2 separate regions of the Homo sapiens genome follow, and region 1 is linked to region 2. A link is a contact called in ENCODE Hi-C or POLR2A ChIA-PET data. All regions are on one chromosome and are shown on one strand. Each heading gives the region's core, a stretch centred on a gene start or an enhancer-like site at or near the end of the contact. The rest is flanking DNA. Distances are from core to core; before and after follow the strand shown.

What was found. A loop is a pair of places that touch in the nucleus more often than their neighbours do. ChIA-PET counts read pairs that join two places held with the same protein, here RNA polymerase II (POLR2A). Pooled maps may share reads with other maps.
Region 1: a map of PC-3 shows a loop between it and region 2 (1.8-fold over the local background). The contact joins two enhancer-like sites. A Hi-C loop is called at or near these places in 6 of 168 maps with a recorded cell type or tissue (IMR-90, PC-3, PC-9 and 3 more) and 3 of 50 pooled maps. POLR2A ChIA-PET finds 5 or more read pairs at or near these places in 7 of 52 experiments (A549, AG04449, BJ and 4 more).

What each region holds. Positions count from the first base shown.
Region 1 is chr1:218,494,819-218,499,973 of GRCh38, forward strand. No RefSeq gene overlaps it. Among named protein-coding and RNA genes, the nearest start is that of LINC02869, 13 kb to the right of the region's middle. Within about 2 kb of position 3,318, at least 9 of the 41 ENCODE cell types and tissues checked have a DNase peak (open chromatin) inside an H3K27ac peak, as active enhancers do; they include PC-3, PC-9, endothelial cell of umbilical vein and 1 more, where a contact is called at or near this core.
Region 2 is chr1:218,657,568-218,662,674 of GRCh38, forward strand. No RefSeq gene overlaps it. Among named protein-coding and RNA genes, the nearest start is that of LINC02869, 150 kb to the left of the region's middle. Within about 2 kb of position 3,329, at least 6 of the 41 ENCODE cell types and tissues checked have a DNase peak (open chromatin) inside an H3K27ac peak, as active enhancers do; they include PC-3, PC-9, endothelial cell of umbilical vein and 1 more, where a contact is called at or near this core.

The sequences.
Region 1 (5,155 bases), core at 2,068-4,567, 160 kb before region 2:
CTAGAGGATGGCTGTTGCTAAGGGCCAAAATAACAAGACCTGCGTGCTTTTAACCGTTATTTTAACAATTAAATTAACGGCTTTTTAATTGTTATTTGGAAGTCCATGAACCGTCATCCACGGGAAGGAAAATTCAAGATACTGGAAAAGTTAAGGTAACTTCCTGAACTTAAAGAAAGAGAGCAATTTATTCAAAGAATGAACAAGGAATAAATACATTTATATCTGAGAAGAAACATTCTCTGTTTTAACTAATATTGGCCAGATCAGACAGTGTGTGAGTGTGGTCAGTAATCCAGTCAAAGTGGGTGATTTAAACACTGTTTTAAATTAGGATTTGAACTTGGGGCTAGGTGGGGCTTTGACTCTTTTAGTATCTTTACTTTTTCTCATTATATAGATGAGGGAGCTGCTTCTCCGGGCTTCTTCTTTCTTCCCTTTCCTTCCATTCCTCTCGCATCCTCTTCTCCTCCTAAAGCTTAAGCAGAGCCCGAGTTGGGGAATAAACAGCAACTACTGAAGTGTCCATTGTTCCCCCACTTCAAGTCCTGCATAAATGTAATGATGGTAGTTCCCAAACAAAATACTTCCTCACTGACCAGACACAATCTATGTAGGGTCAAAGGGCCCTCTGAAGGTTTGCTGAAAAATCAACTCTTGAAAGGCAGACTGATAGGAGAAAAGGTATACAAATTTATTTAACATGCATACATGGAGGGTCTTCAGAATGAACACCCAAGGATACAGAGGAAATCGTCCATTTTTATGCTTGGGTTAAACAAAATATGGACAGCCGTGTAGAAATATGATTAGGCAAAAGGGTTATGGTCTAACGCTAATAGACTGAGTGGGGAAATCCAGCAAGGCCTGTCTGCCTAGATTCTTCTCGGCCTCTCTGATCATCCCTTCTTTCCTTTTAAAAAGGTGGGGTGGGGCCCTTTCTGGAATGGGGGTCTTATGACCTACAGTCAAACAAGGTAGGTCAGATCATTTCTTTATGGCCAGGTTTTACACAGAAAGGGAGAGGGAAAATGAGAATAATATTTTTAGGTCTTATGGCTGGCTTTGGGGCAAAGGGGTTTTGTCCTGGAGACCCGCTAGAAAAGAGGGATTCCAGTTTCTATGCTAGCCTTAGGAGAGAATAAGAGTGAGACAGGAGGGCAGGAGAAGGTCAGAGAAAAACGTCTGCTTTCTGAGGCTGTTGCTGAGGCTGTCGTTTTGGGGTATTCTTTCTTGAGGCCCAACATCTATACAGATTTCAGTAGATAACATGTGTCAACTGAAAATGCTTTTCACGTGAAAATTCCAATGACAGGTCATTTAAGAATTCTAAAAATACTGTCTATCTTCTCTTATGCATTCTTTCTTGGGGACACATTTTTGTAAGAAAATGTGAACTCAATAGGAAAGTTAGACACAAGTAAGTTAGAAGAGTTAGATATGTAATGAAGTCAAAGGAGAGGCAAAAAACTATCTGTATTTTTTGTTGGTATTCAACCAACAAAAAAGCTAAAAGTATAACAAAATAAAAACAAAAATCTTAGAAGATAGTGTCTTTATCATCCAGAGTGGTCAAGCTGTAATCTTGGCCAAAGAAGTAAAGGTGCATTAGAATGGAATATTACCTTGTTCTGTCTATAAATTGTTTTATTTTTTTTTTCTTTGGATGAGATCAGATACTTCTTAGAACACAACTTGATGAGGTCTTGTTAGAATAGAGAGGAATGGAGAAGCAGAGGGCATTAGGATATTGGAAAACATTGCAAGACCCAGCAGTTTTAAAAGCACTTTTTTCCCCATCCCTATAAAAAAAAAAAAAAAAAAGAGAGAGAGAGAGAGGGAGCGAGAGGGAGATGATCTCATTCGATCCTGTGAAGGACTGCTACTCAGTAAGGAAGAAGTCCTGGGCAGTGTGAATCAGTTCAAGTCAACATCAGTGATGACTTATGTTCTGGGCATTTAGGGGAGGGTGGAATTCCAGACCATCCTGCTGGTAACCTCAGAAGGCTTGTGCTCACAGTGACTGTATCCCTTAAGGCAGTTAGAGGCTGAGAATGTAGATGGAGTAATGATGATACAAATGTTACTAAACTTTGTCCTCTGAGAGGAGCCTGGAGTGTTGCAGTATAGGAAGCTGTTGATTATCAAATGATTTTTCCCTCTTGGAACCTTAAGAAGAAAACACTAGTGTGTGTCTTCAGTAAGTCCTCTGATTTATAGGGCGCTGATAATTGATTCAAGAAAAAGAAAGTATAGATTTATATATACACACACATATAATACCTATGCATGTATATCATATGTATATGCATGTTTATGTATGCTTTGTGTATGTGTAAACATCTTTTGGTAAAACTTATTAATGAAATATGAAGTTGATGTAAATATCTTTGGGCTGAAAACAGTTCATATATATATAACAATTAATAAGGGCATAATTTTTCACTTTGCAAAACATTTTTTTCCTTCACAAAATGATTCCTCACAAGATTATAAATGAATGAACTAATAAACTTCCACATGTCTCTTAAAATAGGATTTGCTATATTAGTATTTATTATAATAATAATAAAATTAACATTTTTAAACCTTTTGTGCCAAGTACTGAGCTGAGGGCTTTATGTGAACTACCTCATTTCTGTCTCCCAGTCACGCTAGGATGTAAGGTAACATCATTATCCTCTGCATTTGAAAACTTGAGGTTTACACCTGTTCCCAAAAATCTATTGAAATAAAATAAAAATTAAAAAAATTTTAAAAAGATATTCAGCCTAGTTGAAAAGCAAACAAACAAACAAACCCTTGAGGTTTAGAAAATTTCATAACTCTCCCAGAGTCACACCTTAATAAGAGATGTAGCTGGGATTCTGACCCCATAGCCTGTACCTCCCTCTTCTCAACAGTATTTCTATATTTTGGGATACCATGACTCTTATGCAAAGCAACTCATCTGTACAAATAGCTTGGGCCAAAGCAATCAATCATGTAACAAAGGTGTAAATAGAAATAAAAATATTAACCCTTGGCTTGGATCCAAATGTCATTCATTTTAGCCAATGTTTTCCTTTCCATCATTAAGAATTCTGCTTTTTTTTTTTTTAAGTTTGGGAAAATCTGATATCAAATAAATTCATTGCATTCTTTCTGCATAACCATGTGGTAAATGCTAGTCCCGGGCATGGAAAGACAGGCACAGTAAGCAAAGACAGAATGAGGAAAAACTGTGAATCTAGATTTTTTCCTCTGTGTAAGAAAGTATAGTTCCCTTGGTAGAGAATGCAGAGACTAAAGCCTTTGACTATTGGACAAGAAACTGTTGACATTGCTGTAGTGAATCATCCGTCATACACAGCTCTTAATGGGGATGGGACAAATTACAGCATTTCATGATGCTGCCCAAAGATAATTCAGTCTAGCACCTGGATTGTTTGGAAATCCACTGGATCCCTCCTTGACTCTCACATGCTCATCCTGCATATACACTCCTTGTATAGCAACAAGCATGAGATTGAGCGATAGAGTTGGACAAATGACCAATATTTATTCAGTTAATAAAATACAGAGTTGTTTTCCTAGAAACACCAGCAAGGCAAAGGGAAACAGAGAGAGGAATCCTGCTCCTACCAGAGAGATGAATGGGTGTGAGAAAATGTGAGGGAGACTCATTGCATAAACATAACTGAGGCTAAAGATCGCTGCAGCCCCAGCCAGGCTAAAACATGGAGAAGATGACCATGCGAGGCTGGGCAAGTGGGGTGCTATCTACCGAGGAGTGGGTAGGACAAGGGGTCCAGGCCCCATGCTTATCTATTAGGTGAAGTTTTGATCTCAAGGCTGGGAAAGACATGGCCAGAAATAAATGTTTAGGACATAACATTCTTTCCATGTTAGGACACCACATTCTTGCTATTTGGTGACAAATGACTGAACCGGGAGCTTGGTCCCATTTATGATCTAATTCTATAAAAATGAAATCCCGGGCATCTGGTTCAGAGCATTCCAGGAAAGAGTTAAAGCCCAATATTGCTGCCTCACTCTGTTCTTCCTTTTTGGTGAATGATAGGCTAGGACGTGAACTTGCTGCCTTCTGGAAGTGCTTTCTCTTTCTTTCTGTGGATTTTATTTTCTGCCTTCTATGGGAGAGAACAGCTCTCTTGCCTTTCCACTTCCCCTGGGCTTGAAAACACTCATAGTAGAACATATACCTTCTATCTGAAGACAACATATAGAAGGTAAAAGAAATGGAAAATCATCTGCATAAAGAAGAAAAACAGAGAGTGAGTGAGCATATGGGCGTGTCTGAGTGTGCGTGTTCAGTGTAGGAAGTGTCTGAAGAGAAGTCCAGCTACAAGAACTTGCTGCAATAATTCTCTAACAGCATGAACAAAGACTCCAATAATAAATGGTGACATTTACACAAATATTTGTGGTTGTGCTTTCCATTTCTTCTTATAGGAAACAAGTAAGATTTTTAAATGCTTTAGTGATGTGATCAGTAGACAGTAGTGGGAAAGAATTTCCCTGAAACCTGACTTGCAATCAAAATAAGGAAGGAAGATCTGAGAGAATTGAGAATATTTCAGCTAATCAGGATATGGCACTTTCCGGCATCTGGGTGTCCAAACAAGTGTTTTGAATTCAATACTGTTAACATGTGTCACTTTAATGAATATTTTCCTTTGAAGTTGATTGGATGGTTACATTTTTGGCAATAATCTTGTGGTCTGTTGCTTACATTACCTGACCCACAGTCCATTTTCCTTGTGTTGGCTGTGGGAAAGAAAAAGAGTGAAAAATATCTCAGAACCTGGGAAACAGCACTGAGAATGCGACTCATCTTTTAGTTAAACCACTTCAGATAGAAGCTCTCTAAGGATTGCCTCCTCACTGTCTGTGATATGTGTAACCAAAAAAAAGAAATAAGTTCCCCCGGTGTCAAAAAGATAAGGGGAAAAATCCACAAAATGAGATGAGGCTATTTTTCTTTTTTAAGCCTGAAATAGGAGGTCAGTCCTTTGCACTCTTCCTTTTGACTTCTAACAAAACCAATCACAGTCAAGCTATTCTCTTGAGTTAAAAAGTGTTTTCAGGAAGTCCATAACATGTTCTAATTGATTATTTAAAAATCCCCACACAGGAACATCCCCTCATGGTC
Region 2 (5,107 bases), core at 2,079-4,578:
AGGAAAATCAGCTTTTAATTATCTTTGTTTGGATTTTTTGCTGTTTGTTTGTTCTGGATTTCCTGCTCCAAAACTCAACATCTCTAAATGCTATCAACTTCTTCAGCCTGGTTAATTTTTATTTCAACAGTGAAAATAAATTCTAATATTAAGCAGGTAGATTATAGCAAAATGAATTTCAGAGAAACAGATGGAAAAGTGAGGAAAATTCTGAGACCCTTCACTTTTATAGTTGTGGTGGTAACAATAATGTAATGATGATGATGATAATGATGAGTTGGTCAAATGACATTTCAAGGCAGATTCCTCTCTTTATTTTTTTTAATAACATCCAGCTGAGCCTGGCACACTTTTGGAAATTTCTTTTGAATTAATTCAGAGACCATAATTTTCTCCTAAAGTGGAACAGTCATTTGGAATAAGGCCATTTCATAACATTGCAAGGTTGAAAGAAATCTTAAAGTTTATCTCATACAAGCACCATCAATTGTTCTGGTGTCCTCTCTAACATTCCTGCCAAGAGGAGGGTTTGGCCACTGATGGAATACTTAGAGGAAGGTCTGTTCTCTGAAGCATTAGGAGGTCCTCTCTTTGATCGTTGATCATCTTTCTTCTCATTCCTATTGCAATTGTACTTTTACTGTGGTTGGTTGGCTGTACGCTCCAAGGAGGTTGGGGGTAAGAATTCTAAGACAGACCATCCCAGTCCAGTTGCATAAAAGCAGTTTGCTATGCTGGAATTAAACCAGCATAGACACCATTCATCTTAATAGAAATCTTTCTGAGTTTGAATCTTATCTACATGAGCCAGTGAGAACATCAATTGCCTCTTGTAAGTTAACAACTTTGCATACTTTAGAAGCGATACACCTAAATAAAAAAGAATTCTCTTCCAGTAGTTTGTGGTAGAGCCAGTAGGAGCAGTAGTGCATACCATGTACAGAAGGGATTTACTGGATTTCAGAACAAGTTTCCTTGTTGCTTATTGTTTATTGCATTAGTCTGAGCCCCTCTACTGTCCCAGTACTAACCCTGACTAATGTTAACCATTAGGCAAGGTATAACTTCTTTCCTTTCCTCAGCAATAGCTCACGCTTAATAACTGCCTTGACAAATAACTGTTCTAGTGTACTGATCTCTAAAAGGAATGGATAACTTTCTCATATTTTCTTTTACGCTCTGTTATTTCTCACACAATTAACTTTTAAAAGCTGACCCCACCTGTATCAGGACTGTAGTCATTTTGGGAATAATATGTTGCATTTATAAAACATATCTTGATGTGAAATAAATCCTTTCTCTCTTCCTGTTTTATATTTCACCGGTCAGAATTATAAAGAGGTAGGATTGAGCAGTAAGAACACTGATTAATGAACAGCCACTGAATACATCTTTGGAAGAATTGGGTCTGGGAACTCGTAGCAACTCATGGCAGAGTAATTCTGTTTGGTGGTCTTTGAGCAGGACCACAGAACCACAGGCTTTGCAGAACCTTAGACGACGTGAGTGATCAAAAGCCTCATGACTCATTCAGGGGTGAGCTGAGTGGGGTGAGCTGGCAGGAGAGAACTTTTAAAGAGAGGCTAAAATGTAGCCGAATGACTAGCTGACTGGGTGGTGCTAGGAAACTCGTTGCCTTTTGTATATTGACCTGAACAAAAAAAAATAGGGGTTTGCTTGGTAAAAAGGCCGTAGGCATTAAGTTTAGGTGCAGGATTGGATACATCTGCAAGATGTCTTACTGGGCCTGCAATTAGTAAGAAAGATATTAACATGCATGAGGCAGATTCATCTATTTATTCCACACCTTCTATGAGAGTCCAAACTTTAAAACTTTGGTCTGAATTTTTCAGCTGGGAAGATTTGAAATGATTCACCTATTCATTGATGTGAATTCTCCTTGGGGTGATAAAATGTGGCTACCATGGAAATGACTTAATTTTGTCAGACCCATAAGTTTCTGAACCTTCCAAAAAGTGATTTCTATAGACAAAAAATGGTCTATGAGTGTGTGCTTTGACTCCATATCACCATGAGGAATTATGGTATAATTATATTTCAAATAATATCAGTCTGTAAGTGAAATGAAATCTATTAAAAAATGTTACATTATAAGTGACAATTCACTGATAATCCTTCCAGAAGATCAAAAGCAGAATTCAGACATTTATAGCTGTATGAATATATGTATCTGTATAAATTCCAGAAATATGTAAATTGTGAGTGCATATATATAGTTGTGTAGAATTTATATAAATTTTTGAAAAAATTCTATATGTGTTTATGTAGATTAAGATCAAGATCACAGTCCAGATATGCTTTATTATTTTTTGACTGCTTGGGCTATAAGGGCTTAAGGAGAGGTAGGAAGAGAGGCTTTTCTATGAAAAAAGACTGTTCTCATGCCATTTTCAGTCTGGGTGGAATTCAAAAGTATTAGAGTTTTCACAAACAGCCTTCTTCTCAAAGGTTTTTTGGCCAAGTTTTGATACCCCAAGAGGCTGAGGAAAATATCTGGCCTTCTGAGCACATACCACACTGTCCAAACCTTTTTAGCCTGACCCGTCACAGGCAATGGCAGCAACAAAATAGGCAGCATCTTAAGCAAACAAGACAGCTAGACTTTAAGACAGGCAGCCTTAAATTTGTGTTCTTGTAAGAAACGTTCAATTCAAAAATGTTTTCTTTTAACAGAGTTAAAAATAGTTGAAACTGAAATAGCTCATCCTATGAAACACTTAAGAGTAAAATGTGTGTTTTACTTTATTTTCTTTCTTTCCTGAAAAAATGTGTTGCATTAGACAAATCAGGCCACTGCAGCCAGGATGGAATGTTAACCATGCCACTGGATGGCAAATTGGAGGGGCACATGCCTTTCATCTTAATTATAGGCTGGACAGGGGAATGCACTATAGTCTCTGCTACATATAAGCAGGAGAAAACTTTCCCAGGGTATTTTTCTTTTGCATTTCTGACTCTTATTGGATTGGAAACTTGTCCATGTGACCCAGCAGGGTCCACTTTCCTTAATAAGGTTAAAAATATGCCAGAAATGCTTTCCTTAGCACAGCCTATGAGTGTCAAATGTGAAGGTGACAGCACTCCCTTTCCTTTTGATTCTATTTCACATTTTCTTGGAGAAAGTCCCACTGTTATCCTACAATTCTCTTCCAATGTTACCCTTCTGATAGGGTCCATAAACTAGAGTGTCATCTGAGATGGAATAATTGTAGAGATTCATTTTGTGTCACTGTAAAATACAGATTTTGTTCTTTTTTTATGACTCTAATGACTCACCTTCACTAAATCACAGCCCTTGAGATGTTTTTCCTGTAATGGGAATGCATTGACGCTGAGTCATCCATACTCTTAATCAGGGTCCCTTATGACCAGGAATTGCATCTAGAATTGGGAGTAGTCTATAACTGCAACAGAGTCTATCTAATGGGCTTTTAAAAGGGTAATGAAGTGATCAAGAGTATCTACTTTAGTTAAGAAGAATTGGTGTTAAATTTGGGGATTGCCATTGGATCTTTGGTAGACTTTTTATTTTCAAATCTCCCCTTCATCTTGCAAGTTGGTTACATAAAGTTGTTGCAAGGATTAAATGCAATAATGCATCAGATGTATTTAACAGAGTGCTGAGGTTATTTTAAGGAGAATGCCTTAACCTTATTCTCATTTCTAATCAATTGAACCAAGTAGCTGTAGAAAGATTACATAATTCCATAGGTAAAAATGCTCTCAGTATGATTAAAAATATTCTCTCCTGATTTCTAAACACTACTATCATCCAAACCTTTGAGACCAGTGGGTCTCAAATAGGGATAAATTTTGCTCCCCCAGCAGACATTTGCCAACAGCTAGAAACATTTTTTGCTGTCATCCCTTCAGGGCAGTGGATGTATCTGACACCTAGTGAATACAGGCCACGGATGTTGCAAAACATTCTATTATATAGAAGGCAGTCCCCGACAACAAAGAATAATCTGGATTAAAATGCAGATAGTGCAGAGTTTGAGAGACCCTGGTTTAGAATAAAAGCTTTAGGGTCTATTGTTTGGTCTGAAAAGCTATCACAGCGGACATTCAAAGAAACAAACCTATTACATTTTTCTCCATGCCTCATTTATTCTAGGAACAGTTTCTAGTGTCTACTGCATTTGGAACCCAGCATTGTTGGTGGTTCTGATAGGCTCTGGACTTGTGAAGCCAATGTGCTTCTGAAGAGGTCATGAAGCCATGTAACGGGTAAAGGACAGACAGAGGAATTAGTTAAACCCTTCTGATGGTAAATGAATGCCTTAAAACCTAGAGATTAAATATAAATTAGAAACAGTTTAGATGATTTAATACCATTGCTATGACTAAAAGAGAATTTTCCGAACTAAATTCATCTTCGTAAGAGGTTGATATTTTCACCGATTGACAAGCTTTAAGTAGGTTGTGGTAAGTGTAGAAACTGGCCTGTCTACAGACTAGCTGCTGCTTTTTCAAATCCAGGTGATGCCCAATGCCAGGTTTGAAGAATGCCAGATTCAAGGTTTACAAAAATAATATTCACTAAAAAAGATAAAATGGCTAATTATTATTGAATTTAAAATTAAAACTTTCCCAGTAAATTCAGGAAATTTACGAATTTCCCTGTTAATCAGTAAAATATTTTGTTTTAACCACCCATCTTTTAAATATCTAAAATTCACTTTTCTTTTAGGGAAGTATAATCTTCTTCTGTCAAATTGCAAACAAACTGGTTTCAGTATCGAGATCTACATTTACGTGTAGTCACATTCATCAGCTAATAACAATTTGTAGTGTATGTTATTTCCCACATGTATGTAGTAAGTGTTTTCAGGGTTATTCTACTATTTGTTCCCTTCCCCTACTCTGAATGTATCTGTCATAATTTGCTTTTGATGAATTTTTTTCTGATGTCCCCAGGATCAATAGGCCACTCAATTCACCACAACTAAATAAGGCAGTTTCATAATCAGAAAAATAAATGAGTCCAGACCTCTGTCATTTGAAGTCTATGTTTATGGTTCATGGCAAACCAAAAAGTTCTCAGCCACATATTATTCTATTCTTGGCAATGAGAAATTATTTT